Regions from separate parts of the Homo sapiens genome. Here regions 1, 3 and 4 are each linked to region 2. A link is an interaction called in ENCODE POLR2A ChIA-PET data of the cell type or tissue named here. Cell type or tissue: PC-3. All regions are shown on one strand. Region 1 overlaps MICU1 (mitochondrial calcium uptake 1). Region 2 overlaps MCU (mitochondrial calcium uniporter). Region 3 overlaps MCU (mitochondrial calcium uniporter). Region 4 has its middle 30 kb from the start of MCU.

What was found. Peaks named below come from ENCODE experiments on the same cell type or tissue, not always from the same donor. Only the 100,000 strongest peaks of a DNase experiment are listed, where the experiment ranks them.
Region 1: POLR2A ChIA-PET joins it to region 2 with 16 read pairs; 2 of 35 experiments call an interaction of 5 or more read pairs at or near these places.
Region 3: POLR2A ChIA-PET joins it to region 2 with 12 read pairs; 6 of 35 experiments call an interaction of 5 or more read pairs at or near these places.
Region 4: POLR2A ChIA-PET joins it to region 2 with 10 read pairs; 2 of 35 experiments call an interaction of 5 or more read pairs at or near these places.

Annotation. Positions count from the first base shown.
Region 1 is chr10:72,474,475-72,482,474 of GRCh38, reverse strand. MICU1 (mitochondrial calcium uptake 1) reads left to right here. Exons shown (of 12, transcript NM_001195518.2): 7 at 5,219-5,301; 8 at 7,178-7,375. Among named protein-coding and RNA genes, the nearest start is that of DNAJB12, 120 kb to the right of the region's middle. In PC-3, no CTCF peak of the experiment used is centred here; no DNase peak of the experiment used is centred here.
Region 2 is chr10:72,808,331-72,816,330 of GRCh38, reverse strand. All of the region lies in intron 1 of MCU (mitochondrial calcium uniporter), which reads right to left. Among named protein-coding and RNA genes, the nearest start is that of OIT3, 81 kb to the left of the region's middle. In PC-3, no CTCF peak of the experiment used is centred here; a DNase peak (open chromatin) is centred at 3,390; H3K4me3 peaks cover 955 bases; H3K27ac peaks cover 1,024 bases.
Region 3 is chr10:72,858,454-72,866,453 of GRCh38, reverse strand. MCU (mitochondrial calcium uniporter) reads right to left here. Exons shown (of 8, transcript NM_138357.3): 3 at 7,107-7,277; 4 at 5,927-6,031. Among named protein-coding and RNA genes, the nearest start is that of OIT3, 31 kb to the left of the region's middle. In PC-3, no CTCF peak of the experiment used is centred here; no DNase peak of the experiment used is centred here; H3K27me3 peaks cover 2,906 bases.
Region 4 is chr10:72,658,158-72,666,157 of GRCh38, reverse strand. No RefSeq gene overlaps it. Among named protein-coding and RNA genes, the nearest start is that of MCU, 30 kb to the left of the region's middle. In PC-3, no CTCF peak of the experiment used is centred here; no DNase peak of the experiment used is centred here.

The sequences.
Region 1 (8,000 bases), 330 kb after region 2:
GAATAGAGGAACATTCTGGAAGTTTTTTTCAAAACTCAGACTTCTCTGACATTGCATATCAATTACCTCATTTATCCTCTAGCATTCTAAAACAGGAATGGGACAGGTAAGAATTCTTTGATAGGAGAATCAAACCAATAGAAAATAAGAAACTTGTTTAGAATCTAACCTATTCATTTTTTCATCATTCCATCAGTGCTACCAAAAAATAATGTAAGGCAGCAAATGACTCATTAGGTTATTGGAAAAGCCAGAATTAGAACTTTAGTTCAACCATTCCTACCCGTACCATTCCTTATGCATTTTCTATTAAAGAACAGTGAGAGAAATAGCCATGAAATCAACCAGTGAAAGTCTCAGGACAGCTAGTGTTTATCTGATTATGTGACTCAATACACATAGAAAAAGATGGTTTTTTCTCTTTACTAAAACAAAACAGAAAAAATGTGCTTCAGGAAACAGTGTAGAGTTGTCATTATTATTATCATGATTGTCAATGGTGGAATGATATTATAGAAACAGACTTGTAACCAGAACAGACCTAATGTAGCTCTGTATCCTAGTAGCAAAGATTATTAAGGAAATCTAAGTGAAAGGTGTATAGTAACAAACTTTGTGTAGGGTCTTATTGTTCTAATCAGTTTCAACACTTGCTGAGACCATTTTGGAAATCGTGTAGAAAGTAAATTATGCTGTTTTAGCAGGGGGGAAAGCCTCACTCTTCACTCTAAGTAGCCTAGCATTCAAAAGAATTCCTTTTTCAGGGTGGGCGCTGTGGCTCACGCCTGTAATCCCGACACTTTGGGAGGCCAAGGCGGGTGCATCACTTGAGGCCAGGAGTTCTAGAACAGCCTGGCCAATATGGTGAAACCCCGTCTCTACTAAAAATACAAAAATTAGCCGGGGGTGGTGGTGTGCTCCTGTAATCCCAGCTACTTGGGAGACTGAGGCACGAGAATCACTTAAACCTGGGAGGCAAAGGCTGCAGTGAGCCAAGATCATGCCACTGCACTCCAGCCTGGGCAATAGAGCAAGATTCAGTCTCAAAAAAACAAAAAACAAAAAACAAAACAAAAACCAAAATTCCTCTTTCAGAACCTTTCTATGGAAACAGATTATGAGTTAGAATAAACACAGGATGCCATAAGCTTTCCAAAACAACTAGATTTAAAAATTGCCCTGAAGGCTACATTTGAGAGGAGACAAATAAGTTTACAAGAGAATCGCTTGACATCATATACTGTGTAGCATGTTTCACTTAAAGCAAGCTTGTTTTTGGCTTGTTTGTCCCATATGCTTTGACATGATCAGCCAATGAAATTGAATAGGCTGAGAGCTCTTTCTAGAAAGACTGGCCCTGAGAGGCTGGTGAGGCCCAAGTGAGCATGTCCAAGGCTGCAGCCCAGCTTGCCTCAGCAGTGGCCCAAGCACAGGTTCATGGCCTCTGTGGTGTCAGCGCATGTACTTTAACAAGCACTCTCAGTTGCTCCACATAAAGCCAGTACTTTGAAAGGAACTATACCAGGATAAAAAGACAGAGAAACCTCAAGCATTACAGGGTATACTTTGTTTGGTAAAGTGTATTTAACCTTAGTTGTAGGAGGTGATATTAACCATAATATGCTAGAATAACTCATTCAGTCATTTAAATGATCTGGGCACATGCCTTCATGGAACTCACAAGACAGTAAGACTACAAGATCCTGATAAAGCTGAAGTTGTAAGCAGTCTGTGTCACCTCTGTAATTGTGGAGAGAGGGAATGGGGATACTGCTTTAATTCATGTATGGGAGCATATTGACTTCGCTCTTATCAAATGTTTTCCTATTTCTATTAATTTGGGCTGTATTCCTCTGGATATTGTGATGCCGCTTCCTCTGTCACTGCCTCCTTTCCTTTTCGTTGCACTTTAAACATTGGCTTCCACCTGCAATCTACCCTTTTCTTGACCTTCTCCTCACTCCTCAGTTTTGCATGGGCAACTTCCTTTCAGGTTCTTTGCAGCTAGCCACTTGTATGCCCATAAATCCCAGCTTAAACCTCTCTCACTGAGCTTTAGACCCATATTTCCAACTGTCTCCTGAACATCTTCATCTGCATAAGCTGAGACCCCTTAAATTTAGCAGATCCCGTCTGAAATCATTTTATTTCTCAAACATTTTACATCTATTTGCTCTCTTTCTTCATGCCATGCAAGCTACACAGTAGTCTAAGCCAGTCATGCTGTCATTCCTTTTCACTCTCAACTCATCACAGCTAACTAATCATTAAGTTCTATAATTTCTGCCTTCTTTGGGTATCTCAAATGTGTCCCTCCTCTCCATTACCACTGCCATCACTGCAGTTTGCATTTTCAACATTTAAAAGAGCTTCTGATCTTCTTTAAAGCTGGCCTTTCTTTTCCAACTCATTCTTCACACAGTAGCTGGAGAAGTCCTTTATAATTGCTTGATTGTGTCACTCTCCTACTTAAAACCTTCAGTGGCTTCATATTTTCTGCCATTGTTACATTCTCAAGTATCTACAGGAATTAGGCAAATAACATATAGGAGTGAAGTGGGCCAAGTGTGACAAAATAAGGAAGAATAAGAGAGAACATTTCCACCTGAAGAGATTTATAATCAGAAGTTTAAAAAACATGACAAACCAGCCGGGTGCTGTGGCTCACACCTATAATCCTAGCACCTTGGGGAGCTGAGGCAGGAGGATCATTTGAGGCCAGGAGGTTTAAGACCAGCCTGGGCAATGTAGTGAGACCACATCTCCACAAAACATAGAAAAATTATCCAGGCTTGGTGGCACGCACCTGTAGTCCTAGCTACTCCAGAGGCTGAGGCAGGATTGCTTGAGCCCAGAAGTCTGAGGTTGCATTGAGCTATGACTGTGCCACTGCATTCTAGCCTAGATGACAGAACAAGACCCTGTCCCAAAAAACAAAAACACATGACAAACCTATCTGAGAGTTTAATGTTGCCTGTGGATCTTCCATTTACTACGGTCAAGCCTAAACTCCTGAGCATAACACAGGCAGTGTTTCTGTGATATTGGTTATCTCCTTGAGATGATCAACTTGGAATGTTCAGCTTTTGCAGAGACTGACATAACCACTGTGTCATGTTTTGTTGCTTAGTTTTTAGGTCAAATCGTGTCAGCATGAAGAGTGTGTGTTTATCATTTTAAGTACCTCTATGTTCACATTAGAGGCCTTGGAACATAAGGAAAGTTTGTAGGCTTTGGAGTCAGTGTTGACTTAAGTTCAATTCCCACTTCTGCCAAAAAGGAGCTGTGTGATTTTTGAGCTAGCCATTTAACTGCTTTGAGCCCCAATATCCTCCTCTGTTTAAACAATAAAGAAATGAAAGTTTTCAAGATTGAGAGTATGAAGTCAAATAATAAACACCTCCAATTATCTAGCTCAATGCCTGCCACATAGTAACTCCTCAGTAAAATGTAACATTCAGACAGGTAGCAAAAATTTGAGAAGTGACAACAAATATACAAAACTAATTCCCCCAGCTGCATCCTTCCCAGCAATTGAAGGCTGGGTCATGGTGGCTCACACCTGTAATCCCAGGACTTTGAGAGGCCAAGGTGGGAGGATCACTTGAGGTCAGGAGTTCAAGACCAGCCTAGCTGACATGTTGAAACCCTGTCTCTGGCCTAAAGGAAAGCAAACCTATTGGAAGTCAATATCAAGTGAAGCAGACAATTGGAAGCTGACACACACATGATTCACCCAGGCAACTAAAAACCAGGAGTTTCCAGCCTAGCTGCCTAACTACCTGAAAATGGAATTTGAGCCCAGAAAGTGTTTCTGTTGACAAATTCATGAGCAGGATGGGAATATGGCCTCTCTAACAATTATACATAATATACAAAGTTCATTTTACTTTTTTCTCTGCATAAAATCTTAACTTTTTTCATGTAAATGATGTTAACTGAAATTTTAATTCACTAGTATAAGGACACATAGAATATTTATTTTGGTTTATTCTCTAGAGCTGTATAAATTTGAAGCACCAAAGGAAGGAAGTAAACAACTTAGTTTTCTTTACCAGAACATTTAGTATGGGAAGGGAGGAGGGCTGTTGAGTTTATATTTTATTCCAATGCACAGAGTATATTAATGATATTATGACTGATCTAGGAACACTAAAGAAGCCTTGAAAAGCTTTCATCATTAAGGGAAAGTTTTGTCAAGCTTTGCATTTTTTCATTTTGTTATTTAAACTTCAGCTTAATTTTACCATTTAAGTATATTTAGTAATTTGTGTATGCAGCTGACATGATCGAAATAGGGGGCTGAGGCCAGACGCCGTGGCTCACACCTGTAATCCCAGCACTTTGGGAGGCCAAGGCGAGTGGATCACTTGAGGTCAGGAGTTCAAGACCAGCCTGGTCAACATGGTGAAACCCCGTCTCTGCTAAAAATACAAAAATTAGCCAGGCATGGTTGTACATGCCTGTAATCCCAATTACTCGGGTGGCTGAGGCATGAGCATCACTTCAACCCTGGAGGCGGAGGTTGCAGTGAGCCAAGATGGCACTACTGCACTCCAGCTTGGGCAACAGAGTGAAACTGTCTCAAAAAAAAAAAGAAAAAAAAATAGGGGGCTGAGTACCTTACAGTGTACTTTTCTGCCTTACCATAGAGCTGTAGTGATAATGAATAAACTAATAAAAGAAACCAACTTGAAATTATCCATGTTGGCAGGGTGACATGCCCAGAACTCCTGACTGCACTTACAACAAAGAGACTAGAAAGAACAAAGTAGAAAGCTGGCTTGTTGTGAGGGTAAGACTAAGATGTAGTGTTTCAACTTCTTACTTTGCAGCAATATGTCTCACCCTAGACATACTTTCTTGCCCAGATAAGTAATACCATATTGAAGCAACAGAACGTTAATATTACTAAGCTAAGAAGATGGTGTCTCTGAAAGCAAAGCTAAATCATTTAAGGCAAAGCATGTTGAAACAAAAAGGTAGACAAGTGCTGTCTTTACTGGCCGTAGTACTACTCTTTTTTGGTTTCAAGGAGTATTCCTAAAAGGGTGATCTCAATAAATGCAGTTTCATTTTCCATTTATTGAGACTTTGACTCAGTCACTTTTATGGTGACTTTGATATTACATTTTAGTGTTTAGCCTTTTGTTTTTCTTTAAAAAGGGATTTATTTTTGGTCAATGCCTTCTAAATATTTTTTTTCTCTCCTCTGCAGCTCCTCAGAGAAATTTTGAAATTGCCTTCAAGATGTTTGATTTGAATGGAGATGGAGAAGTAGATATGGAAGAATTTGAACAGGCAAGTTGTCCTGGAGAGTTCCTCTAAATACATTAATATTTAAAATACATTTTCATGTGCCTTGGAGTTACCTTAGCCTTGGTCAGTATACTCAGAGGCTATTCCAATTTTTGAAGTACCTAAAATGTCATTTCTCAAAATTATTCTTTGAACAGGTGGGTTGGTTTTATTTGTTTGTTTTCACTCTAAATGTAATGAATTATTTGAACATACCGTTAAGGTCACGGTTGCTCCGATTCTCCAACATAAATTGGGTTATAATGCCTCTAGCTGGGAAGCTAAATTATGGCAATTCAACATTTACCAAAAAGCTGCTATGTGCTAGGCAGTTCCAGAATACAAGGACTACATATTTTCTTAAAGGATTTCTATAAGAGAAGGAAAAATGGTGCCATACCATTTTTGACTATAGTAGGTGACAATTTCAAAATCCTAGGAATAGGTTACATTTCCATAGAACTACTGCCATTGGAGAACCATGGTGCTTCTCCAGATACAGTTATTATGATTGCCAGAAGTGGTCTCAAAACAGAAAAACTGTATGTATAGGAAAAAGCATTTTTTGTATTCTCAAAATGAGGAAAGGGGCAAATATTCCAGGAAGTGGGAGAAAGTATCAGGTACATTATATAAGGTAAGAAACTGGGCTGAACACGATCACTCATGCTTATAATCCCAGCACTTTGGGAGGCAGAGGCGGTTGGGGGACCACTTGAGGCTAGTTTGAAACCAGCCTGGGCAACATAGTGAGACCCTATCTCTACAGGGGGAAAAAAAATTAGCTGGGATTGGTAGTATGTGCCTGTAGTCCTAGCTACTCCGGAGGCTGTGGTGGGAGGATCACCTGAGCACAGGATTTTGAAGTTGCAGTGAGCTATGATCGTGCCATTGCACCCCAGCCTGTATGACAGGCAAGACCCTGTCTCTTTTTTTTTTTTTTTTTTTTTGAGATGGAGTCTCGCTCTGTCACCCAGGTTGGAGTATAGTGGCACAATCTTGGCTCACTGCAACCTCCACCTCCTGGGTTCAAGTGATTCTCCTGCCTCAGCCTCCTGAGCAGCTGGGATTATAGGCACCCACCACCACACCCGGCTAATTTTTGTGTTTTTAGTAGAGATGGGGTTTCACCATCTTGGCCAGGCTGGTCTCGAACTCCTGACCGCAGGTGATCCACCCACCTCAGCTTCCCAAAGTGCTGGGATTATAGGCATGAGCCACCACACCTGGTCATGAGAGAGTTTTTGAGTCTCCAAAACAAATGTTCATCCTTTCCTGAACAGAGATTTTCTAAGAGGATCCCAATTATAAAGTTGTCAGGCTGTCTGTGTTAGAACCCTAATTCTGCTACTTACCAGCCACTTGACCTTGAGCAAGTTATTTAATTCCGTGTGCTTCAATCTTATTTATAAAATAAGGATAATAATAGCACCTATAAGATTATTGTAGGCTGGGCGCGGTGGCTCACTCCTGCAATCCCAGAACTTTGGGAGGCCAAGGTGGGAGGATCACTTGAGGTCCGGAGTTCAAGACCAGCCTGGCCGACCTGGTGAAACCCTGTCTCTATTAAAATACAAAAAATTAGCCAGGCATGATGGTGTGTACCTATAGTCCCAGCTACTCAGGAGGCTGAGGCATGAGAATTGCTTGAACCCGGGAGGTGGAGGTTGCAGTGAGCTGATTTTGTACCACTGCACTCCAGACTGGGTGACAGAGAGAGACTCTGTCTCAAAAAAAAAAAATTGTTGTAAGCATTAAAAGAGATAATTATAATACAGAGTAGGCAAATAGTAAACAATAGTTATGATTCTTGCTTTTCTATGTTTATGTTTTCTCACTTCCTAATATTTTTCTGGATGTGGGTTTGATTCTGTATTAGGTTCAGAGCATCATTCGCTCCCAAACCAGTATGGGTATGCGCCACAGAGATCGTCCAACTACTGGCAACACCCTCAAGTCTGGCTTGTGTTCAGCCCTCACAACCTACTTTTTTGGAGCTGATCTGAAGGGAAAGCTGACAATCAAAAACTTCCTCGAATTTCAGCGTAAACTGCAGCATGATGTTCTGAAGCTTGAGGTAGGTCTTCCTTAGACTCAGTAGATCCATCACATGTGGAACTGATGGGCAGGAGGGCCTGTACTATAGGCATTCTTTCCATTTACCTCCAGCTGTGAGAACTGATTGATTTGAAGCTTATCAGTGCTTTATAAACTGACAGCAGATAGGAAACAACATGTTCTGTGAAAATGTCATGAAGTGAAGTATTTCTGTAATCTAAAACCAAAAACCTCTAAATTGAAAAATCTTAGCTGTCTTTGTATGTTCCGTTTGTGGAGAAAGAAACTCAGGGGTCACAGCAGTTCTCAATCTGAGCATATATTCCTGCTTTTTTGTTTATTGTGTGGAAGACACCAGAAGATGGAGATGAAGAAGGATGGATAATTGCAAAGGTAGTAAGAGCTGGAAACACAAAATGTCAGAATAAAAATATGTGTGCTTAATATAAAATATATGTGCTTAACCAGGCACAGTGGCATACACCCATAGTCCCAGCTACCCGGGAGGCTAAGGTGGGAGAATCGCTTGAGCCCAGGAGTTTGAGAGCAGCCTGGGCAACACGGTGAGATCCTGTCTCTTTAATTGTTTAAGGCAATGTTGCTGAGAGTTGCAAAGGTATCTTACTGTGTTTGGGGATTTACAA
Region 2 (8,000 bases):
TTTGCCCATTCCTACGTATTATTTAAAAAATATTTTAAAGTTTTCACTGAAATAGCTGAAGAAAAAAAATCTGATGTAAAACTAGACTTGTTAATGAGTGTTGAATCATATGGCATACCAGTTCCTAAAAGATCCCTCTAGAGTTTATTATTATTTTTTTGAGATGGAGTCTCACTCTGTCGCCCAGGCTGGAGTGCAGTAGCATGATCTTGGCTCACTGCAACCTCCGCCCCGCTATTTCAAGTGATTCTCGTGCCTCACCACCTAAGTAGCTGGGATTACAGGCACCCGCCACCATATATTTTTGTATTTTTAATAGAGATGGGGTTTCACCATGTTGGCCAGGCTGATCTTGAACTTATGGCCTCAAGTGATCCTTCTTGCTATGAAGGAATAACATTTACACCTCCCTTCCCCACCTGATTTGTTATTTATTTTTATAATATCAAGATTATAAAGTGATAATCTATTCTGAAAGTATAATTTCCACTGAGGCATATTAGCTCTGTAATGAAATGAATTTAATTCTTATCACACTATTTTTTATCAGTTTATTTCTGAATTCTTTGATTAATCTTTCGATTAGGTAGGTTTTTATCACGATGTAATCTGTCTGAAAAAGATCTCATGGGTATTAGATTTGTTGAGCTTTCCCATGCTAGAGCACATCCGTGTATTAATATTTATGCTTAAAGTATTTTGCTGGTTAAAAAATCCTGGGTTAACTTCAAGACATGGTCAACATTCCTCTATTGTTTTCTAACATTGTTTCTTGCTAAAGAGAAAGCTAAGGTAAACCCAAGTTCTGTCCCCCATCCCACTACCTACATGTCCACCAAATTCTTTATCCATTTAAGTTCCATATTTTCACCAAAATATGCCTCGATATCAATTGTTCTATATCAATTATTCCTGGGCCACAGGGTAGTCATCTTTGATTCAAGGTTTTAATTATTTCAGAAAAATTTTTCTCCTATTATACCTCTAAATATTACTTCAGTTCCATTTGTTATTTTTCTCAAGAACGAAGTTCAGCAACCAAGATCAGGCAAAATCCAGTCCACTATCTGTTTTTGTAAATAAAAGTTTTACTACAACACAGCCATATATAGTGTGTATGGCTGCTCCTGTACTATAAGAGGCAGAGCTGAATGCCTGTAACAGAAACTATATGGCTGCAAAGCCTAAAGTATTTACTTTTGGCCCTTTACAAGTTTGCTGATGCCATGCATAGATGTCTTTTGTTTCCCCTTATCATTTTCTCTATAATTTTTATATCTGTATTTTCTTAAATTGATATAATTTCCTCAAGCCTCTTAGCCATGTCTCTGATTACATTTACTCTTTGTTGTTATTTCTGATGTGTTTTTCACTTCTCTAATGCTTCTATTTTTCTTTTATACTTCTTTCCTAAGATTTTCCCACTGGTTTTTCATCTCCTCCTATTGCCTTATTATTTCTTAACACTTGTGTTGGACAGATTCTTATTTTTTGTAACAGATCATATCTATAATTTGAGTCTATAAAAAACTAAATGTCAGAACACTACAATAAAGGTTCACTGGTTAGACCCTTAAGATAATATAACCCTTCCTTTTAGAGAAATCAGTACATTGCTTGGAATTCCCAGAAGAGGTTCAGCAACCTCCTATATGTGGTCTAGATTTCATAGTATGTATTTGGCAAGTTATGCTTCATTGTTTGTATTCCGGGGCTGAGCTTTGTGCCTAGTTGCACTAATAATGGACTTCTTTTCTATTTTCCTGTCTTTTTTTTAGTGAGTTTCAAAAAAGAAAGGAAGAGTAAAAATTCCTTTATTCTGCTACTTTTAATTGAAGTCTCTTCCTCACACATTACATTGTAAGAAGAGCTAATCTTTAAAGCAAAAAATTATAGGCTTGATAGGTTTTAATGCACCAGGGAATGAAAGATATATTAAAAAAAAACAAAAAACTCCAATGTCAGCAGTGTGAAAGAATTGCTCAGAAGAAGCCTGTGCCAGGAACAACATTTGTTTGGAGATCCGTTCCAGCAGCCATGCCAAATCAGTTGTACCACTTGGATTAAAGGCAGTTGCAGAATGCCATACTATAAAAGACTTCCATGGCATGCTTACAAATTAGGTTTTTACCAGTTTACCAGGATCAGGATTACCAGTTTCACCTGACCATTACTAAAGTCCCTTGTTGCACTCTTCCATTTGATTTGACCCTCATTTGTTGAACATGTGTGTAACTGCCTTTACTTTTCCATCCCCTGCCACTTGGATTCAAGTACCTCCTCCAATTTCAGAAGGTTAGATTAGGGGATTTTTAAGGTTTAAAATTCTTTGGGTCTAGGTGTTGAAACATCACACTGTCAGTTACAAAACACAGTGTGTAGCAAGAACCTAAATTATGTTTAAAAAATATGTATGTATAGACCTGAAGAACATAGACTAAATAGACCTGCAGGTTATAATTTATGTATAGTTTGCAAATTGTTTACAACAATCGTGTTGTTTCACAGTCAGGAAAAAAAAAAATCACAAAAATATGCTATCCATAGTGCAGACATCAAGAGAGATGGTATTTGCTGGGCGCAGGGGCTCACGCCTGTAATCCCAGCAATTTGGGAGGCTGAGGCGGGCAGATCACTTGAGGCCAGGAGTTCGAGACCAGCCTGGCCAACATAGTGAAACCCTGTCTCTACTAAAACTACAAAAATTAGCCAGGTGTGGTGGTGCATGCCTGTGATCCCAGCTACTCAGGAGGCTGAGGCAGGAGAATCGCTTGATCCCAGGAGGCGGAAGTTGCAGTGAGACAAGATTGTGCCACTGCACTCCAGCTTGGGCAACAGAGCAAGACTCCATCTCAAAAAAAAAAAAAAAAAAAAAAAAAAGAGAGAGCTGGTATTTAAATTAACAGATCCTCTTACACTTCTTTCCCAAGTTTTACCTGATTTTTCATTACCTTCTATAATTAAAGGGTTAGGTTTCTGCAGTCTTCAGAGTCGTTTACAGCTCTGGACGTTACATCACATTGTTGGTTGATGCCTTTGCTCATAAAAAGACACTGACTCTAAATGTTAATTTCCAAGTTGGCTGGTCAGCTGTTGCTCACTAGCAGTCCACAGCTAGCTATATATCATTTGAATTTATGTTCCAATGGGTTCTACCTGCCTTGCCAAAAGCTCTCATTTCAGCTTCCTATGGGGAATCTGTTTGAACGAACTCTTGCCATGAGTCATCCTCACAGCATATATAAAAAATCCAGAATGTTGGGCTAGGACACTGGGCTAGGAACTAGACTGTATTCTAAATGCTGGCAGCAAGGAACCCTCATGTTATTTAATGTTTAGTACAGCTTAGAAAAGACAGTGATGAAAGTGATCCAGGAATCAGAGGTGACAGTTAAAGCACATCTTGAAGCACTAAGCCACAGAGATGATTAACTTGTCAAGCTGCATATTTTTGAATTTACTCAGGGCTGGATACTCCTCTCCACCAACCTCCCACAGGACACTAAAAACCGGACAACATAAAGCCAAAGCATTTGATAAAACATTACATAAAGCAGTAATGGTTTGAAGAAAGCTTACTTCCTCTTTACATTGCTTTGCAACAATTTGCTTCTGTAAGGATAGAAAGTTATGTCAGAAAACAGCCCTTTATGTCAGAAAACAGCCCTTCATGATACTATTTTAAAGCATATCTCAATAATGAATACTAAAGATTACTCACTAGAGACCATCCCTGAGGTTCCTTTGTCCTTTTGCATCATGTCTTCAACCACTAAATCTCTGCATAGAATTCTGTTCTCTCTGGTCACTTTTCTTCCTTTTGTACTCTTTTGCTCTGCCCACTGTCTCCACCTCATATCAATAATGAAGTATAAGAAATCTGGAGTATGGGCGCAGTGGCTCATGCCTGTAATCCCAGCACTTTGGGAAGCCGAGGCGGGCGGATCACCTGAGCTCAGGAGTTCGAGACCAGCCTGGCCAACATGGTGAAACCCCGCCTCTACTAAAAATACAAAAATTAGTTGGGCATGGTGGCAGATGTCTGCAATCCCAGCTACTCGGGAGGCTGAGACAGGAGAATTGCTTGAATCGGGCAGTGGAGGCTGCAGTGAGCCGAGATCACACCACTGCACTCTAGCCTGGGCAGTAGGGCAAGATTCCCTCTCAAAAAGAAAAAAAACAAAAAGAAAAGAAACCTTGAAATTACAAATTAAAAGCATTTTACTCTCCATGTTAAAAAAAAAAAGCACTATAAACATCCAAAATGAATAGGTAAATAATATTATTTCCTAAAATACATTCAATATAGGAAACTGTTTTCAAGTGTATCTAGTACATAAATGACAAGGAACACAGGGTTGGCTGAATAAAATTTATTTTTTAACTAAACAAGAAGGAAGATACAGGGAAATGTTTCTGAATATATCTGTAATAAAGGAAAAGACAGCATTCAGAATTCTATGTATATGAAAATAATACTGAAAAAGCCAGTATGGTCTTTTGGTAAAATTCTTTTCAAAACATGTTATCTTGAGAAATTATCTTTTATCTTCAAAGATAAGTTAGTTAACATGAAATTTATTTTGCAAAAATTCAAAACATTATCATTACTTAGTCTCTTAATACAGAGATAGAAGAAAATCATTAAATGATAAGCTCAAAGACAACTTACACATTTTAATTAAGTGGGCCTTTTCAATCAAACTAAACTGAGTGAAAGATTCCTTTCCTCTTGCTCTGGAACTCTAATGTCATTGAAAGAAAAGCAAAGAGAGATTGAGTAGCTGCTTAGTTAAGAAAAGAAAATCCAATTGTAAGAATAATCTGAAGGGACCCCACAGGTCTTACAAAACAAGTCTTATTATTCAGATTAGTAGAGGACCAAGTCTATTGGTTATATTGGCCCTCTTCTCATTGAACAACTACAACAGACACAAAAAAATGTTTGTCATAAAAATGTCAACTCACTTCAACAAAAAACACACATGAACACATTAACAAGTTCGCAACAAATTCTATTTTGGCTCATTGCGTCTAGAATGCAACTATCCTTTAACATCAATAACCTTTTTCTCAAACAACAGCCACCACAACCGAACTGAAAAGGCAATCTAGACTTAAATCTTATCAACTATTTTATAGCCTATCTTTCCTACATTATAAATTACGCATTTTCGCCTTGAGAAATTGGCAGTAAAAGATTCATGTTTATTTTGGTTCAAAGGGTGACCCCAGTTGGTAAACTAATAAAGTATACACTGAATAGCTATTTCTAAAAGCATGTGCTGAGCAGGTTGGAGGTTTCTTACTGGATATAACCAATAGAAGTTACCAAGTCTTTTCAATATTCTCCAGGCCTATTGTCCTTTCTCTACTATCTCCATACTCAGTATAAGCCTTATTTTAACTATGTTCTCTGGCATTTTGGTTTCCTTGACCTCCTAGACCTACTGTGCCAATCCTTACTTTCTGGTAAATTTATTTCATCAACTCCTGCTGTGGGATAAAGCAAGGCCTATGAGAAAAAGGCAACACAGACCAGGCGCAGTGGCTCACACCTGTAATCCCAGCACTTTGGGAGGCTGAGGCAGGTAGATCACCTGAGGTCAGGAGTTCAAGACCAGCCTGGCCAACATAGTGAAACCCTGTCTCTACTAAAAATACAAAACAACAACAACAACAACAACAACAACAACCTAGCTGGGCGTGGTGGCAGGCGCCTGTAATCCCAGCTACTTGGGAGGCTGAGGCAGGAGAATCACTTCAACCCGGGAGGCAGAGGTTGCAGTGAGCCGAGATTGCACCACTGAACTCCAGCCTGGGCAACAAGAGCGAAACTCCGTCAAAAAAAAAAAAAAAAAAAAAAAAAGGCAACATAATTGTCTTAACTGATGTCACTACAAAATCATGTTACTCACTAAATGCTTTCACATATGTCAGTGGACTCTCAGACTTCTTCCCTACAGAAGTTGTTCAGAACTGTTTCCTGCCTCTCAGTCAAAGACGTCACCTCTTATTTTACTGAAACCAGTAAAATAGGAAATTTCTGAAATTCACCCTCACAATTCCTCTCTTCTCCAACACCAAGTTTCTCTCAATTTTCTTTTTTTCTCTTCTTTCACTCTAACACAGGGAAAGAAGTCTCCCCACTCCTTTGCAAGGTGAATACCTTTACTTCTTCAGTTAGTTCTTCTCTCTTGCATCTTTAATGTCTCCAACTTCAATAGCTCCTTTCTCCAACCTTAGACATGTCTAGTTCTACACTATGTCCACCCCCATACACATATGTTCACGCGCACACACATACAAACACACACACACATGCACACACAGAAGCCTGCCTTCACTAATCCTACTTCCCACTGATATTTTCTCATTTCTCATACTATTATGCCTTCTTGGAAACATTTGATACTGCTGACTACCTCCTCCCTCCTGAAATTCTTTTCTTTGAATTCTATGACACTCTAGGAGTTCCTGAATTTACTTCTTACTCTACTGTCTTTGACCACTTCTATGTCTCCTTTATTGCCTTCTTGCTCTTCCAGCTATCCCCAAAATACTCATCAAGGCTTATTCTTTGCCCTTGTTTTTTCATACTTATTCTGTTTGGAGAGCTCAACCTTTCTTAGAACTTCAAGTTATTATCTCAATGAAAATAATGTCTTGAGTCCTTTCTGTACTGATTTTCAGATTCAAATTTCTAGCTGCTTATTAGAATAGCTCTATCAAATATACCTCTAAGTCCCTGAAGTAAAATATGTTCCCAAACCTGCTCCACTCCAATGTTTCCGATTTCAATTAATTGTACGTCAAACTTTTTGGTCAGTCTCTCAGGCTTTAAGACCCATAGCCATTTTAGAGTCTTCACTTTGTACTCCCAGCCAATTCCAAGTCTCATCAAGTCTACCATCACCCTTTTTGCTTCTTTTTGTTCCTTCTTTTTTCTATGAATATTAATATAATTCAGTGGTTAAGAGCAGAGGCCCTAAAGTCACAAATGGATTTGAATCCCAGCTCTTCCATTTATTAGCTTTGTGGTTTGGAGCAAGTTCCACTGACTGCCTCAAGTCTTAGTTTCTGTTTAGATAAATCCAGATGTTGTGAGGTGACAAAGGGCTAATGCATATAAAGCATTAAGCACAGTGAGCACGTGCCTGGCACTCAAAACAGAATGGTTATTGTTACTACTACTACAATGCCTCCAATCTTTTGTCCTTCTAATATATCCATCAGAATGCACCAGTCACTCTCCAACAGAAAGACTGGATGATATTATCATCTCTTCAGAACACTTTCACTGGCTCCTCATTGCTGAAAGGATAAAGACAAAACATCTTATAATTTCCAAGGTGATACGGTTTGGCTCTGTGTCCCCACCCAAATCTCATGTCAAATTCTACTTCCCAATTTCGGTAGGGGGACCTGGTGGGAGGTGACTGAATCATGGAGGTGGATTTCCCCCTTGCTGTTCTCAAGAGAGTGAGTGAGTTCTCACGAGATCTGGCTGTCTAAAAGTGTGTAGCACTTCCCCCTTCACATTCTCTCTCTCCTGCTCCACCATAGTAAGATGTGCTTGCTCCCTCTTCGCCTTCCGCCATGATTCTAGCCATGATTCCGCCTCCCAGCCATGTTTCCTGTACAGGCTGCAGAAATGTGAGTCAACTAAACCTCTTCTTTATAAATTACCCAGTCTCGAGTAGTTCTTTATAGTTATGTGAGAACGGATTAATGCGTGAAGCTTTCCAGAAAATAAACCAATCCTAACTCTCCCTCAAGGTACTGAAAGGATACTTCCTTCTACAAGATGACCTTTAAAAATGTTACTAGAGTCTTATTTCCTTTCCTCTAATGGCTATGTATGCCATGAATATTAAGAATGTACCTGAAAACTTAATACAATTTTATGGGAACTTCATTCTTGAGTCAAAATTATGAAATATTTCTTTGGATTCTGCAATCATTATATGTTCCGTTGAAGCTAGTGTTTCAGATGCCTA
Region 3 (8,000 bases), 50 kb before region 2:
TGTACTCCAGCCTCAAAACAAAAACAAAAAACAAACAAAAAAACACAAAAAAACCCTAGTATTATTCCTCTTAAACATCCTGAACCTAGTGCCTTCTATTTCTTTCCTCCATTTAGCCCTTTCACTAAAGCGTTGCAACACGGGGCAGAGGAATGGAACATGCTTATTCAATGAATGTCATCCCTCTTAAATACAGAATTTCAAACCACTCTCTTACTGTAGTCAGCTGAAAAAGAGTGGTGGTACCTTGGGCGCCAGCAATACCTTCCTCAACCAGGGACAGAAAGACACAAGGTAGAAACAAAATTTGAGCCTATTTTGCATTTTATCAAAAGAAGAAAAAAAGATTTTCTTTACTATGTTTAAAAACCAGGGAAGGCCGGGCGTGGTGGCTCACACCTGTAATCCCAGCACTTTGGGAGGCCAAGGAGGGCGGATCACGAGGTCAGGAGATCAAGACCATTCTGGCTAACATGGTGAAACCCCGTCTCTACTAAAAATACAAAAAAATTAGCCAGGCATGGTGGCAGGCGCCTGTAGTCCCAGCTACTCAGGAGGCTGAGACAGCAGAATGGCATGAACCCAGGAGGCAGAGCTTGCAGTGAGCCAAGATTGCACCACTGCACTCCAGCCTGGGCAACAGAGCAAGACTCCATCTCAAAAAAACAAAAAAAAAAACAAAAAAAAAAACAAAACCACACAGCCTGGGCAACATAGGGAAACCTCATCTCTACAAAAAATAAAAAATTTGCCGGCGTGTGGCATGTGCCTATAGTCCTAGCTACTTGGGATGCTGAGGTGGGAGGATCTGCTTGAGTCTGGGAGGTCAGGGCTGCAATGAGCTGTGATCACACCACTGCACTCCAGCCTGGGTGACAGAGTGAGACCCTGTCTCAGAAAAATAATTAAATTTAAAATCAAGGAAAACAAACTGTTTATGGATTTAAAATCATATTGAGTTTCTGTGAGAGATGCTGATGGCATAATCTCTCACTAGCAAATAACAGAACTAAGAGAGCTATGATGTGTGCATCTAAACATTAAAAAGGTCTTTTGAAATTCTACACCAATGCTGCTATTGAATTACTTAAGTTCACACTTCAATTTATGATTATTTCCATGAATTACAGATTTTTGACCCTTGCAAGCTTTATACCCTAATTTACTTCTAGAGAAGCAAGGTAGATATTCCAGAGTTCCTGGATACAGATAAAGCAACGGGTTGTTTTAGGCTGCCAAATCACCAGGGAATCAAATACAATCCCCTGTTTTTTCAATTTCTGCCTTTTCTTATTCAATTTGAGAAAAGCTTTATTTAAAAAACTAAACGTTCATTTCTGTTTAAAAAATACGGTTATTACAGGAATGGTTGGTATTTATTAATTGATTAATATACCTTTAGTTTTTGACAACATAATACATGGAAACTCACATCTTAACTTTCCTGATTGTTATACTTTATATAGGAATATATTAGTGAACTTTCAGAATGTTACCAACAGAAAATCTAAACAGATGAACTCTCTAAGTAATTTACACAAAAACACACCTCTGTAAAATAGGCCCTGTACTTCTGTTATTTTAAAGAGAACTTCTAGCCCAAGAATCAGGGAATAAAGAAGAAAAACACATTAGCATAGCTGATAAATGGCTAACTGTCCCTGATCTACATGTTTAATTATTCCAACTTCAAAAAATCTGATTCGATAATGTCTTACTACAGTTGACCCTTGAACAATGTGGCGGGGGTGTTGGGGCACCACCCCCCTGCAACTTTTGAAACCTCAAAAACTTAACTACTAATGGCCTACCTGGACTAGAAGCCTTACCAATAACATAATTAATGAATGTTTTGTATATGTATTATATACTGTATTCTTACAGTAAAGTAAGCTAGAGAAAATAAAACATTAAAATCATAAAGAAGGGAAAATAAATTTATAGTGCTGTACTGTATTTATCTACATTGTAAGTTTACATTGTCTGTTTACAAGATAAATCATCTGTCTAAAATGATGGGCAACTGTAGCTGCAGACCTCAGTCTACGGTACGTATCAAGCAATCCAACTTTTTCTTGCAATGTCATATCACTTTTTTCTGCTTCTTGGGAGCACTTCCAGCATCACTGGTAGCACTTCGTATGGGTCCCATGGTGGACTAAACACAAAAAAATTTTGAGAACTGCAGGAGATCAATTTTTACTGCAATAGACAATTTACTAGAAAGAAGAACTACCCATGAGGAGATAATTAGCACCACACAGCATTTTAAAACTGTGTGGTATGTGATATTAAAAACACTTGAGTTTACCGCAATAGCAACAAGAGGTGGCTATGAAATTACTAGAGTAGTATACTATGTACCAGAGTCAATTTTATGCAGATATTATTTAACACTGCATCTTTACATTTGTTTACACTTCTCTCAACTGCAAATGGCATCATGCATGGTCTGTAAGTGTGTGCATAAGTTTTGATAATTTTTAACTTTTTATAATAGATATGTATATATTTTATGGTAGTAAACGATAGAAAATAGGAAGGGCATGGTGGTTCATGCCTGTAATCCCAGCACTTTGGGAGGCCAAGGTGGGTGGATCACCTAAGGTCAGGAGTTCAAGACCTGCCTGGCCAACATGGTGAAACCCCATCTCTACTAAAAATACAAAAATTAGCCAGGCATGGTGGCACGTGCCTGTAATCCCAGTTACAGGGAGGCTGAGGGAGGAGAATAATTTGAACCCAGGAGGCAGAGGTTGCAGTGAGCTGAGATTGCACTGCTGCACTCCAGCCTGGGGGACAGAGAGAGACTCCGTCTCAAAAATAAAATAAAATAAGATAGACTTGTATCTACATATATTTCATGCATTCATGACATACTTTTCTTAATGTTTTTGGATATTTCTAGGTTATGTGGTTCGTTTGCAAGTTTTTTCAAACCTGCTTTGTTCAACAATCAACTGTATTTAAAGAATATCTTTCCATTCTATTTAAGGATACTTTTCTATACTTTCTCCCAGCTAGCTCCCTCTCATTTAGCTTAAAGAAAGTGAATATGGCCTCTGCACAATCAAAATGCTACCCAGCGAACACATTTAATTCACTCAATATAGAAGGAATCAATGGGGAATACAAAATCACAGTGCCTTCCCTCACAGCATCAAAGAAAAGGACGAAGCAAAATTCAGAGAAGAGATTAATCATTTTTGGTTGGTCAGGGGTCAGAGACAGAAAGAGTATGATCATTAAAGGCTTATTGGAAGAGTCAATATTGACAATTTTGACTTGAGAAAACAGGGGTTAGGAAGAAAGACATCTTAGGCAGAGGAAAGTGGGCAAACAGTGAGATGGAAAAGAACGGGGCATAGTTCAGGAAACCATGAAGGAATACACAGTGGAGAGAAAGTAGGCAACATGTAGGAGGGAAAGAAAACATTTTAAAAGGTAGATGGGGACCAGATTATAGAGGAATTTAATAACAGGGTTTCACTCAGAACTTTTCTATGTTAGACCCAATTCTTTCTTTTTTTTTTTTCTTTTTTTTTAAAAAGATGTGTTGCCCAGGCTGGTTGCTACTGTGTTGCCCAGGCTGGTCCCAAACTCCTGGTCTTAAGCAATCCTCCTGCCTCGGCTTCCTAAAGTGCTGGGATTACAGGTGTGAGCCACCTTACCAGGCCTAAACCCAATTCTTAAAAGCAGGATTGAAAAGAAGGAATGTCCTACAGCAGTGGTCCCCCACCCCTGGGGTGCGAACCAGTACTGGTCAGTGGCCTGTTAGGAACCAGGCTGCACAGGAGGAGGCCAGTGAGTGAGCATTACTGCCTGAGCTCCACCTCCTGTCAGATCAGCAGCAGCATTAGATCTCATAGGGCACAAACCCTATTGTAAATTGTGCATGTGAGGGATCTAGGTTGTGCGCTTCTTATGAGAATCTAACTGATGCCTGAGGATCTGAGGTGAAAGTTTCATTCCAAAACCACTGCCTCTGCCCCCGCCCCCACTGTCAGTGGAAAAATTATCTTTAACAAAACTGGTCCCTGGTGCCAAAAAGGTTGGGAACTGCTGTCCTATGGGGCTGGTGGAAGGAGTGGTGGAAGGGGCATTAACAACAGCAGTGAGTTACAATGAATATTAAGGGTAAATAGAGAAACAGGACCAAAAAAGACACAACTCGGCCGGGTGCGGTGGCTCACGCCTGTAATCCCAGCACTTTGGGAGGCCGAGGCGGGCAGATCACAAGGTCAGGAGATCGAGACCATCCTGGCTAACACGGTGAAACCCCGTCTCTACTAAAAATACAAAAAATTAGCCAGGCGTGGTGGCGGGCACCTGTAGTCCCAGCTACTCAGGAGGTTGAGGCAGGAGAATGGCGTGAACCTGGGAGGCGGAACTTGCAGTGAGCCGATATTGTGCCACTGCACTCCAGCCTGGGTGACAGAGCAAGACTCAGTCTCAAAAAAAAAAAAAAAAAAGACACAACTCAAAACGCTATTTTAGAGGGCTACTTAGCATTGTACTGTGCAGAGCCATAGTAGAGGCTAGGATGAAAAGAAATATTAGTAATACTGACTCTGTCTTTATTTAAAATTTTGTTCATCATGCATTTTTTGCATTAACTCTGGTTTTTTAAAATAGTACATAAAAATACTATTTATCTTGCTGGGTGCGGTGACTCACGGCTATAATCTCGGCACTTTGGGAGGCTGAGGCAGGTAGATAACTTGAGGTCAGGAGTTCAAAACCATTCTGGCCAACATGGCAAAACCCCATCTCTACTAAAAAAAAAAAAAAAAAAAATTAGCCTGGCGGCTGGGCATAGTGGCTCATGCCTGTAATCACAGCACTTTGGGAGGCCAAGGTGGATGGATCACCTGAGGTCAAGAGTCCGAGACCAGCCTGACCAATATGGTGAAACCCGTATCTGGCTTGAACCTGGGAAGTGGAGGCTGCAGTAAGCCAGTGTCATGTCACTGGGCTCCAGCCTGGGCGACAGAGTGAGACTCTTAAAAAAAAAAACCCAAACAAAAAAACCCAACAATTCTTTATCTTGATTACCGAGTTTTTTGGTGCCCTCTTACAATTTGTGTCTGAGAAGAGCACCTTTCCTTTTCCCATAAAAGCATATACAGGCTGGGAACAGTGGTTCATGCCTGTAATCGCAACACTCTGGGAGGACAGAGAGGGAGGAGTGCTTGAGCCCAGAAGTTCAAGACCAGCCTGGGTGACATAGTGAGACTTCATCTCTACAAAAAGAAAAAAAATTATCCAGGCATGGTGGCACATGCCTGTAGTCCAAGCTACTCCAGCTGCTTGAGAGGATGAGGCAGGAGGATAACTTGAGGTCGAGGCTGCAGTGAGCTGTGATTATGCCACTGCACTCCATCCTGGGTGACAGGGTGAGATCTTGTCTCAAAAAAACAAAAAACAACAACAACAAAAAACCATGCACCATGTCAGAAGTTCCTAAGAACTATTATTATTGTACAATAACTGACTTTCAGATTGCTGACCTTGAGCCATAAAAAAAGCTCAATACTTATTACAATGCTTAAGAGAACAGAGAAGCCTATAGCTTATTTTAAAAAGATATCCCCTGCAATGTTATTAAAGTAGTATGACTTTTGGCCTTTATGAAGGGAAGGGGCTTCAGTTATGTAGGACATTCATTTATGTGAAACAGAGTGACAATATCAGATAATGAAGCATTCTGGAATCTAGGCAGAATCGAAGTGATTTTTGTCGACGTACTAGCCAAGTGCCAAGTACTCAATGAGCTCTTCAACTGAAATAGTGTCTATCTGTATATAAAACTTTCAGTGTTCTTTGAATACTGTCTGTTTCTCAAGGTTACCCAAGGAAAAAAAATAAAGTTATTTCCAAAAGCCCTTCCCACATTTCTGTGACCTTACCAAGGTTACTATTTTACCTCTTTTTGGTGGTCGTACGTGGTATGTTAAGTCATTAATGACCAGCTTAAAGTCATCAAGGAGGAGGAGGTCTATTCCTGTTGAAGCAGCAACGCGAACACCATCTGTGAAAATTTCAAATGAAACTTGTCATAGGTCCATAATTATTCAAGAATGGTCAGGAAAATTCAATCTTCAAAATCGTTTTTAAAAATTACCTCTTCCTTTTAAAATTTCAGTTAACTTTTTGCCTCATTTCCTATGCAAACAAAGTTTAGGTTGAAGCTCTGTTTTTAGGACTCAAGTTTGTGAAGATTTAACAACAGCTTTTCCTGTGAACTATATGAACAAGTGAAATAATTAATGGTCATAGTTCTATAGGTGTACATTGGAAATCTAGGGTCACTGGGACAGCTGTATGGGCTTAATACTGCCTATAATGGAAGCTGGTTGAGTCAAAAAAAAATTTTCTGACATATGGTACTTTTCAGTATAGTCACTGATTAGTTGCCAATAATTCAGTAGAGATAGACGCTGGGGTTAGCAAAGTATTATACATCCACCAGCTGGTCTACTAATTATATTGCCAGATGAGTAGAAATGTGGTAATTGTTAACTGGTGAATCCAGGTGAAGGGTAAATGGGCATTTATTGTACTTACCTTTCAAGTTTTCTGCAGGTTTGAAAAATTTTAAAGTAAAAATGGGGAAAACACAATGGGAAAAAAACTTAAAAAGATTAAAAAATAAATAAATTAAATACATAAAATGGTAATTTTTAGTGCCTTAGTTTATATTCTTTTCAAATTATATACTTCTTTATTTTGGCAAACTTTTCTTTCCAGAGATGAGGGTTTAACTACTGGAAGTATTTATTCTACACCGAAAGTAATGATAAAAAGTCTCAATAATATAAAATGTGATTGATTGTTCATCCTTGCTCATGGCATTATATGTGAGCTGCTTTTGAATGAGATTCCCTGTGCATACACATTTGCTAAAACCGATCAATTATACTCTGAGTACCACTGGGAGAGAAATCCCTTTCTCTCCTGGTAAGTGCTAAGCAAAAGAAAAAAGTTTTCTGAAGTTAACAGTATAGGGTTCTTTTGTAGCTACGTGTGTGGTGTATGTATGTGTCTAGAAATGGTGTGGGGTGAAATGAGGGATAGATGGTAATTAATAATGATGGTGACTATACCTGGTGAATAGATAGCAACTCTGTCAATTCCCCGATCCTCTTCTTGCAGTTGTCGTAAAAATACACCAACAGAGTCAGAGATAGGCTTGAGTGTGAACTGACAGCGTTCACGCCGGGATGGTAGCCTCACAGATATCACAGGTAACCCATTTTGATAAACCACTGTAACATCTGAATGAAAAAGACCCACAAACATATGATAATTGGATTTCAATGTAAGTTAAAGTCACATTATTACCATTCTTGCATGGGGGTCTATTATTAGTGTGATTTAAAATGTTTTCAAAGAAGGTTTAAGAACATGCCCTTTAGCTTTAGTTGAAGGTTATTCTGGGAACTGGCTTATAAAAGATCAAATGGATCACATAGCTCATTTTACAGATATGAAAAAACAGGCAAGGAACTGTCTTCTGAGTGGGTCAAGGAGAGGCTTTCCCAAGGATATCAGGTGAAGTTCTTGATATTGGTGAATACAAGCCCTGGTTCCATTTAGCAAGATTTTATTAAGCAGTCAGAGATTGCTGGGCTAGACTTCATAGCCTGTAGGACGTGGCTCTCGGGATCCAGAGCTTTCAAGAAGTACACTAATAAGTGAGACTCTTACTCCAAAACAGTCAATTCATGTATATATAGTACAGTATTATATCCAAGCTGATAAGTGAGAAACAAAAGTGAAATCCTAAGCCCCTCAACTGACTGAATGGACCCCCTCTTGGCCAAGGGGACCCCAGGGTAAACCTTTAAAGCTAAGTTCTCAGCCATGACAGGATGGGAGGTCAGACACAATTCATTATACCCCTTCCTTGCTAGCCACCATTAGGCATTCTTTCCTAAGGGCTTAAGAGAAACTAGCCCTTTCAGAAGACTCCACCACTGATATCAACCAATTAACTG
Region 4 (8,000 bases), 150 kb after region 2:
GTTATCTTAATAAAGCATAAATAATACCTCCAGTGGAACTGGGTTTACTCCTGTGACTGATCAACCCCACCCTCCTAATTAGAGATTTATTAGTCATTCAGAGAGTAGTACAGTCAGCATCAAAATATTGTGCCACAGGCATATATATAAACACTTTTTAAAATAAATCACTTTAGGAGGCCAAGGCGGGCGGATCATGAGGTTAGGAGTTCGAGACTAGCCTGGCCAACATGGTGAAACCCCATCTCTACTAAAAATACAAAAAATTAGCCAGGCATGGTGGCACACACCTGTAGTCCCAGCTACTCTGGAGGCAGAGGCAGAAGAATGGCTTGAACCTGGGAGGCGGAGGTTGCAGTGAGCCGAGATTGTGCCACTGTACTGTAGCCTGCGTGACACAGTGACACTCTGTCTCAAAAAAAAAAAATCTGAAAAAATAGCCAAGAAATTTACCAATCACGATGTCTACTCTTCATCTATATGAGATTAATACACTTAATATTTAGTAAGAAAGTCCTCATAGTTACAAAAGTACTATTTTCTATGTTTTCACCAGCTCACAAAAGTCTTCCTCCTCCTCTCCTACCCAACCAGTAACCTTCAAATGTTCAAATTATGCAAGGAAAATTTAGAATGAGGGGATTCTCAGGAGAAAGATTTATTGTTTTTCAGAAAACATTTAAGAGCTTTTAAGAGCTATCTGCAACAACAGGGATGGTTAAGTAATCTATAGTGAATATACCCAATGGAATACTATATAGTTTTTGTTTTATATTTTTTCTAGAATACTATATCGTTTTTTAAAATAATGACATAGGGTGGGTGTGGTGGCTCATACCTGTAATCCCAGCACTTTGGGAGGCCAAGGCGGGTGGATCACCTGAGGTCAGGAGTTTGAGACCAGCCTGGCCAATATGGTGAAACCCCGTCTCCCTACAAAAAATACAAAAATTAGCTGGGCGTGGTGGCACTCACATGTAATCTCAGCTACTTGGGAGGCTGAGGCCAGGGAATCACTTGAACCCAGGAGGCGGAGGTTGCAGTAAGCTCAGATTGCACCACTGCACTCTAGCCTGGGCGACAGAACAAGACTCCGTCTCAAAAAAAAAAAAAAAAAAAAAAAAAAGACATAAATCTATCTTCATTAATGTGAAAAGATATTTATGATACATAAACTGATAAAAGGAGGTTATAAAAACATGTTTTGTTGAACATAAGAAAAAAAAAGGCCAGGTGCAGTGGCTTACGTCTATAATCCCAGCACTTTGGGAGGCCGAGGCAGGTGGATCACAAGGTCAGGAGCTCAAGAATAGCCTGGCTAACATGGTGAAACCCCATCTCTACTCAAAACACAAAAATGAGCCAGGTATGGTGGCGTGTGCCTGTAATCCCAGCTGTTCGGGTGGCTGAGGGAGGAGAATGGCTTGAACAAGGGAGGTGGAGGTTGCGGTGAGCCGAGATCGTGCCACTGCACTCCAGCCTGGGTGATAGAGCGAGACTCCGTCTCAAAAAATAATAATAAAATAAAAATATAAAATAAAATAAGAAAAGAAAGATAGTGTCTTGGTGTTGAACTCAAAATAACTTTAATTTTCTTCATTTTAAAAAATTTTGATATTTTAACAATTAGCATTTTTTATTTTCATAGACAAAACAAAAAATATATTCCTACTTTTAAAAAGGAATAAATATGAGTTGTTTGGTGATGAGAAAACAGTCTCTCTCTCTCTTTCTCTCCCTCCTTCCCTCTCTACCTTTCAATTCTTCTTGCTTCTGATTGGCTTGCTACTACATACAGGTTCTAACCCTAAGGTGGGAAAGATGGCTGCCCCCAGCTCCAGACTCCAAAGTATACCCACAATTAACTCCAGCAGATAGAGATGATCTTCTTTATTAGCTGTAGCAGAAAAGTCACAGGGCAGCTTGACTTGCATCAGGAACCAACAATGTGGTGGGAAGTGAGTGGGGGTAGCTAAGGAATGTAATTTTCTGATGGGATAAGTCTTGGTCACAAGATATCTCCTATAGCCAGGGAGGAGAGGGAGTGAGTCCACACTGAGTTCATTCCCAGTAGGACAGACTAGTTTTGTCATCTTGAAGGAAAGAGGAAGGGTTGCTGAAAAGACTGAAATAATAGATATATATTACAATATTTATTCTAGACTCATATTAATAATAAATTTTAAAAGGAATTTCACACTGGGTTTTTCAGTGTTTGGGAAGTGGAAGGCACTATTCAATATCAAAACCCAATACTTATTCATTCAATAAATATTCATCGATTATCTATTATGTGCCCAGTAGCCTATACACTACTGGGATGGGAAGTAAACAAAAAGCAAACAAGCAAAATATCCCTACTCTCATGGATCATACATGTTCAGACATCAGCAACAACTCTGAAAAATGAGTCTGGAATTGTCCTCTTGCTGGAAATTTTATTGCAGTGGTTGAGATGAAAGAAAATGCACTTTGGCTTTTATGTAATTATTTTTTCACTTGTCTGTGAACACCATAATAAGATCCTATTCTTGAAAGAAACTAAGCTAAGTCATGAGATTTACAGGCAAGTGAGAGGAGTACTGGCTTTTATGCCTTGATATTAATGGAAAATTGCATTATCTAGACACACTCCAAGGTGTTCAGCAGCATCCTTGAGCTTTAAACTTTGTTACTTAACCTGCCCTTACAGTGACACTAGGCAAACCAATCTTGGGTTGCATATTTAATTTCTTTTTTTTTTTTTTTTTTTTGAGACGGAGTCTCACTCTTTCGCCCAGGCTGGACTGCAGTGGCGCTATCTCGGCCCACTGCCAGCTCCGCCTCCCGGGTTCACGCCATTCTCCTGCCTCAGCCTCCCGAGTAGCTGGGACTACAGGCGCCCGCCACCATGCCCGGCTAATTTTTTGTATTTTTAGTAGGGACGGGATTTCACCATGTTAGCCAGGATGGTCTCGATCTCCTGACCTCGTGATCTGCCCACCTCAGCCTCCCAAAGTGCTGGGATTACAGGCGTGAGCCACGCGCCTGGCCTGCATATTTAATTTCAGGCAAAAATTCTTTTTACAGTTGACTCAGCAAAGAACAAATTTCTTTTTACAAGCCAGTAGGTTAAGGTACATGGATCAGAACAAGATACTCATTTTGTTTCTTGTTAGTGTTTATTCTTGACATAGCAAACACCTAACACTGAATTCAAAAAGCTTTGGAAGGAGAATCTAAAGCAAGTTTTAGCTAACGTATTTTTATGCTTTTTTAAAAAAACTGTTAAGAACGGCCAGGTACAGTGGCACATGCCTGTAATCCCAGCACTTTGGGAGGCCGAGGCAGGTGGATCAGACCATCTTGGCCAACATGGTGAAACCCTGTCTCTACTAAAGTACAAATAATTAGCCAGGCGTGGTGGCATGTGCCTGTAATCCCAGCTACTTGGGAGGCTGAGGGTGGGGAATAGCTTGAACCAGGGAGGTGGAGGTTGCAGTGAGCTGAGATCGTACCACTGCACTACAGCCTGGCGACAGAGCAAGAATTCCGTCTCAAAAAAAAAAAAAAAAAACAACCTGTTAAGAACATAGCAATTGTAATTCCCTACCATAGTGAATCTCAACTTCAGCTACACATAAGAATCATCTTTTAAAAACTACTGGAATGGGGGTGGGGCCAGGCGCAGTGGCTCACCCCTGTAATCCCAACACTTTGGGAGGGGGAGGTGGGTGGATCACCTGAGGTCAGGAGTTCAAGACCAGCCTGGCCAAAATGGAGAAACCCCCGACTCTACTAAAAATACAAAAAATTAGCTGGATGTGGTGGTGTATGCCTGTAATCTCAGCTACTCTGGAGACTGAGACAGGGGAATCACTTGAACCCGGGAGGCGGAGGCTGCAGTGAGCCAAGATCGCACCACTGCACTCCATCCTGGGCAACAGAGCGATACTCTGTCTCAAAACAAACAAACAAACAAATAAATAGACTACTGGGATGGGGTTGAAGGGTAGGGATTAGACATTGATATCCTTTAAAAAGAGCAGTGTAGGCCAGGTGCGGTGACTCACGCCTGTAATCCCAGCACTTCGGAAAGCCAAGGTGGGTGGAGGTTAGGAGTTCAAGACCAGCCTGACCAACACGGTGACCCCATCTCTACTAAAAATACAAAAAATTAGACGGGGGTGATGGTGCACGCCTGTAATCCCAACTACTCAGGAACCTGAGGCAGAAGAATCGCTTGAACCTGGGAGGTGGAGGTTGCAGTGAGCCAAGATCGTGCCATTACGCTCCAGCCGGGGCGACAGAGTGAGACTCCGTCTCAGAAAAAAAAAAAAGAAAAGAAAAAGAAAGAGCAGTGTAGGTGATTTTAATTTGCAGCTATGGTTGAGAACTGCCTAAAGAATAAGACAGACCCAATAGAGGAGAGAAAATGGTGGACATTTTGAGTCTAGACACACCTTGGTTTCTTTCAAGAATAGGCTCTTACTATGGTGTTCACAGACAAGTGGAAAAATAATTACATGAAGGCCAAAGTGCATTTTCTTTTATCTCCACTACTGCAATAAAATTTCTAGACAGAGAACAATTCCAGGCTCACTTTTTAGAGTTGTTTCTGATGTCTGAATATGTATGAGCCATGAGGATAGGGATATTTTGCTTGTTTGCTTTTTTTTTTTTTTTTGAGGCAGAGTCTTGCCCTATTGCCCATACTGGAGTGCAGTCGCACAATCTCAGCTCACTGCAACCTCTGCCCCCCTGGTTCAAGTGATTCTTGTGCCTCAGCCTCCCTAGTAGCTGGGACTACAGGTGCACACCACCACGCCAAGTTAACTTTTATATTTTTAGTAAAGACAGGGTTTCGCCATGTTGGCCAGGCTGGTCTCGAACTCCTGGCCTCAAGCGATCTGCGCACCTTGGCCTCCCAAAGTGCTAGGATTACAGGTATGAGCCCCTGCACCCAGCCTGTTTTTTGATTACTGCCCACCCCAGATAATACATGGGATAATCGTTCCATTGCTGGCCTGATTGTCATCAGTAGATCACTTTAACTCTTACCATGTATAAACTTTTATTTTATTACTTATTAATTTTTTTGAGACAGAGTCTCACTCTGTCATCCAGGCTGGAGTGCACTGGTGGGATCTCGGCTCACTGCAACCTCTGCATCCCGGGTTCAAGTGATTCTCCCGCCTCAGCCTCCCGAGTAGCTGGGACTACAGGCGACCACCACCATGCCCAGCTAATTTTTTGTATTTTTATTAGAGACGGGATTTCACCATGTTAGCCAGGATGGTCTCAGTCTCCTGACCTTGTGATCCACCCGCCTCAGCCTCCCAAAGTGCTGGGATTTCAGGCGTGAGCCACCGCGCCCAGCCGCCTACTTTTAAAAGGTAAATAATTCTTTATTCATTCATCCATCTTCTCTCCTTTCATTCTTTTTCTTTCTCCCTCTTTTCTTTCTAATCCATTCATTCAATCACTCATTCATTAAACAAGCATTTAATGAAGGCAAGTACTATGCTAAGTAATAAGGATACAGACATATAATTCGTAAGTTCATTCAAGTATTACAGCATTAATAAGGTAGCACATATAAATTAGTCAACTGGAGATTTTCAAGTAAAGTTCAATTTTTAAAAAAAATAGCTGCAAAAAATATACACTAATTTTCCCTCTTTTTGTAAAAAATTGTGTTGAAATTTGAGTTGTTGTGTTAGGTAAACATCAACATTCCTGACCTATTGTGCTATTAATGAATCACATAGTAAGTATCCATCTGTCACAGTCATTTTCAATTTCTCATATATTGAATGCAAGAATGTAAACACCTATAATTCATTAGGTCTCACATAAGAAGAGATTAAAAGATACTACCAACTTTAATTAGGAGTTATCCAAATTTAAGAATCTTTAGATGTCTTTGAGTATTTTGTCAAGTTCTGTTACTTCTGATATACTAAATCTCGCCCAGGGAGGCTAGCAGTATAGTTTGATCTTTAGCTATTATAAAATTCCCAAATCAGGTTACTTTGTAGGTAAAGGCAGAAGAGAAGATTGCTTGAAAATAAGCAGACACTTTCCTCTTTTTTTTTTTTTTTTTTTTTTTTTAATGAGACTGGGTCTCGCTCTGCTACTCAGGCAATGGAGTGCATTGGTGTGATCATGACTCACAGCAACCTTGACCTCCTGGGCTCAAGTGATCCTCCCACCTCAACCTCCTAAGCAGCTGGGATTTTTTTTTCTTCTTTTTTGATATAGATGGAGTTTCGCTATATTGCCTGGGCTGGTCTCAAATTCCTGGGCTCAAGCGATCCTCACACCTTGGTCTCCCAAAGTGCTGAGTCACCACGCCTGGCCGACATGTTCATGCTATTTTCTCCCCTTTTTACGCTTCAGGTTGCAGCTTAGCAGCTGGTCAAAAACCTACTTCAATGGCGAACTCCAAGGCTATGGCCGTTAAATCCTCCTGGGGAGCTGGGCATTATCATAGCACAGAAGTAGTTATTGATAATTTTTTTTTTTTTTTTTTTGAGACGAAGTCTTGCTCTGTCACCCAGGCTGGAGTGCAGTGGTGCAATCTCGGCTCACTGCAACCTCTGCCTCCCGGGTTCAAGTGATTCTTCTGCTTCAGCCTCCCAAGTAGCTGGGACTACAGGCACGTGCCACCATGCCCAGCTAATTTTTTGTATTTTTAGTAGAGACGAGGTTTCACCATGTTAGCCAGGATGGCCTCTATCTCCTGACCTCATGATCCACCCACCTTGGCCTCCCAAAGTGCTGGGATTACAGGCGTGAGCCACTGCGCCCGGCCCTTATTGACAAATTTAAAGCTAAGAACAAACACAGGCTCACCTCACCCTCAGAAGTACCACAGTCATTTTTATGCAGTAGTGTATCCACCTAAAACCAGAGAACAAAAGAGAAATATTTTGAAGTAAAATCAACAACAGAAGGAAAACAGCAGGAGGGTAGGAAGAGAGAATAATCTTTCTGTTAAGAACAGATTCAAAGCTAACAGGTTCCAAGAGAGCAAGCCATTTCCATAGCATAAAGCTCCTTGCAACCAAGAATTTTTATATTGCTATCACCACCTAATTGTGTTTATAATGAAGAGTGAGTTTGCTCACAGAAAGAAAATATACATTCAGAGGAGAATCAACATGAAGAGAATAAAGTATAGCAGGTTCTCAAATAATGTCATTTTGTTCAGTGTTGTTTCCTTAGAATGAGGAGAAAAAAAAAATTGATTCCCAGCCAGGGCCACTGACTGTGTGGAGTTTGCACATTCTCCGCATGTCTGCATGGGTTTTTTCCAGGTATTTCAGTTTCTTCCCATGTCCCAAAGATGTGCACATTAGGTTCAGTGGTGTGTCTACATCGGCTCAGTCTGATTGTGGGTGTGTGTTTGTGAGTGCACCCTGATGGAATGGCATATTGTCCAGGGCTAGTTCCTGCCTTGCACCAGAGCTGCCCAGATAGATTCTGGCCACTATAATTGGGTAAATAATTATCTTACTTGGGTAAGTGTAGTGGCATGCACCTGTGGTCCCAGCTACTTGGGAGGCTGAGGCAGGAGGATCACTTGGGCCTGGGAGTTTGAGGCTGCAGTGAGCTGAGATCACACCACTGCACTCCCACCTGGGCAACAGAGCAAGACCTTGTCTCAAAAAAACAAAACAAAACACAACAAAAAAAAACAAAACTTACTTGTTTTTATCAGTCTTTCTTAAATGTATGTGTAGCTCACATTTATTTCAATGTTTAACATTAGAAGTGTTTTAGTCTTTATAAGTTTGGTTGATATTTTTGTGACATCAATTAGCTTATCGTAAAATTGGTTTCATTGTATGTTGAAGTTTTCAAGAACCTGTTGATGATAAGTAAGGACTTACTGTACTTCTAGGTCTAGGGATGCTTACGGTCTAAATGTTTGTGTCCTCCCCAAATTCTTATGTTACCCCTATATCTTCCCATTGTGATGGTATTAGGAGGTGGTGCATTTGGGAGGTAATTAA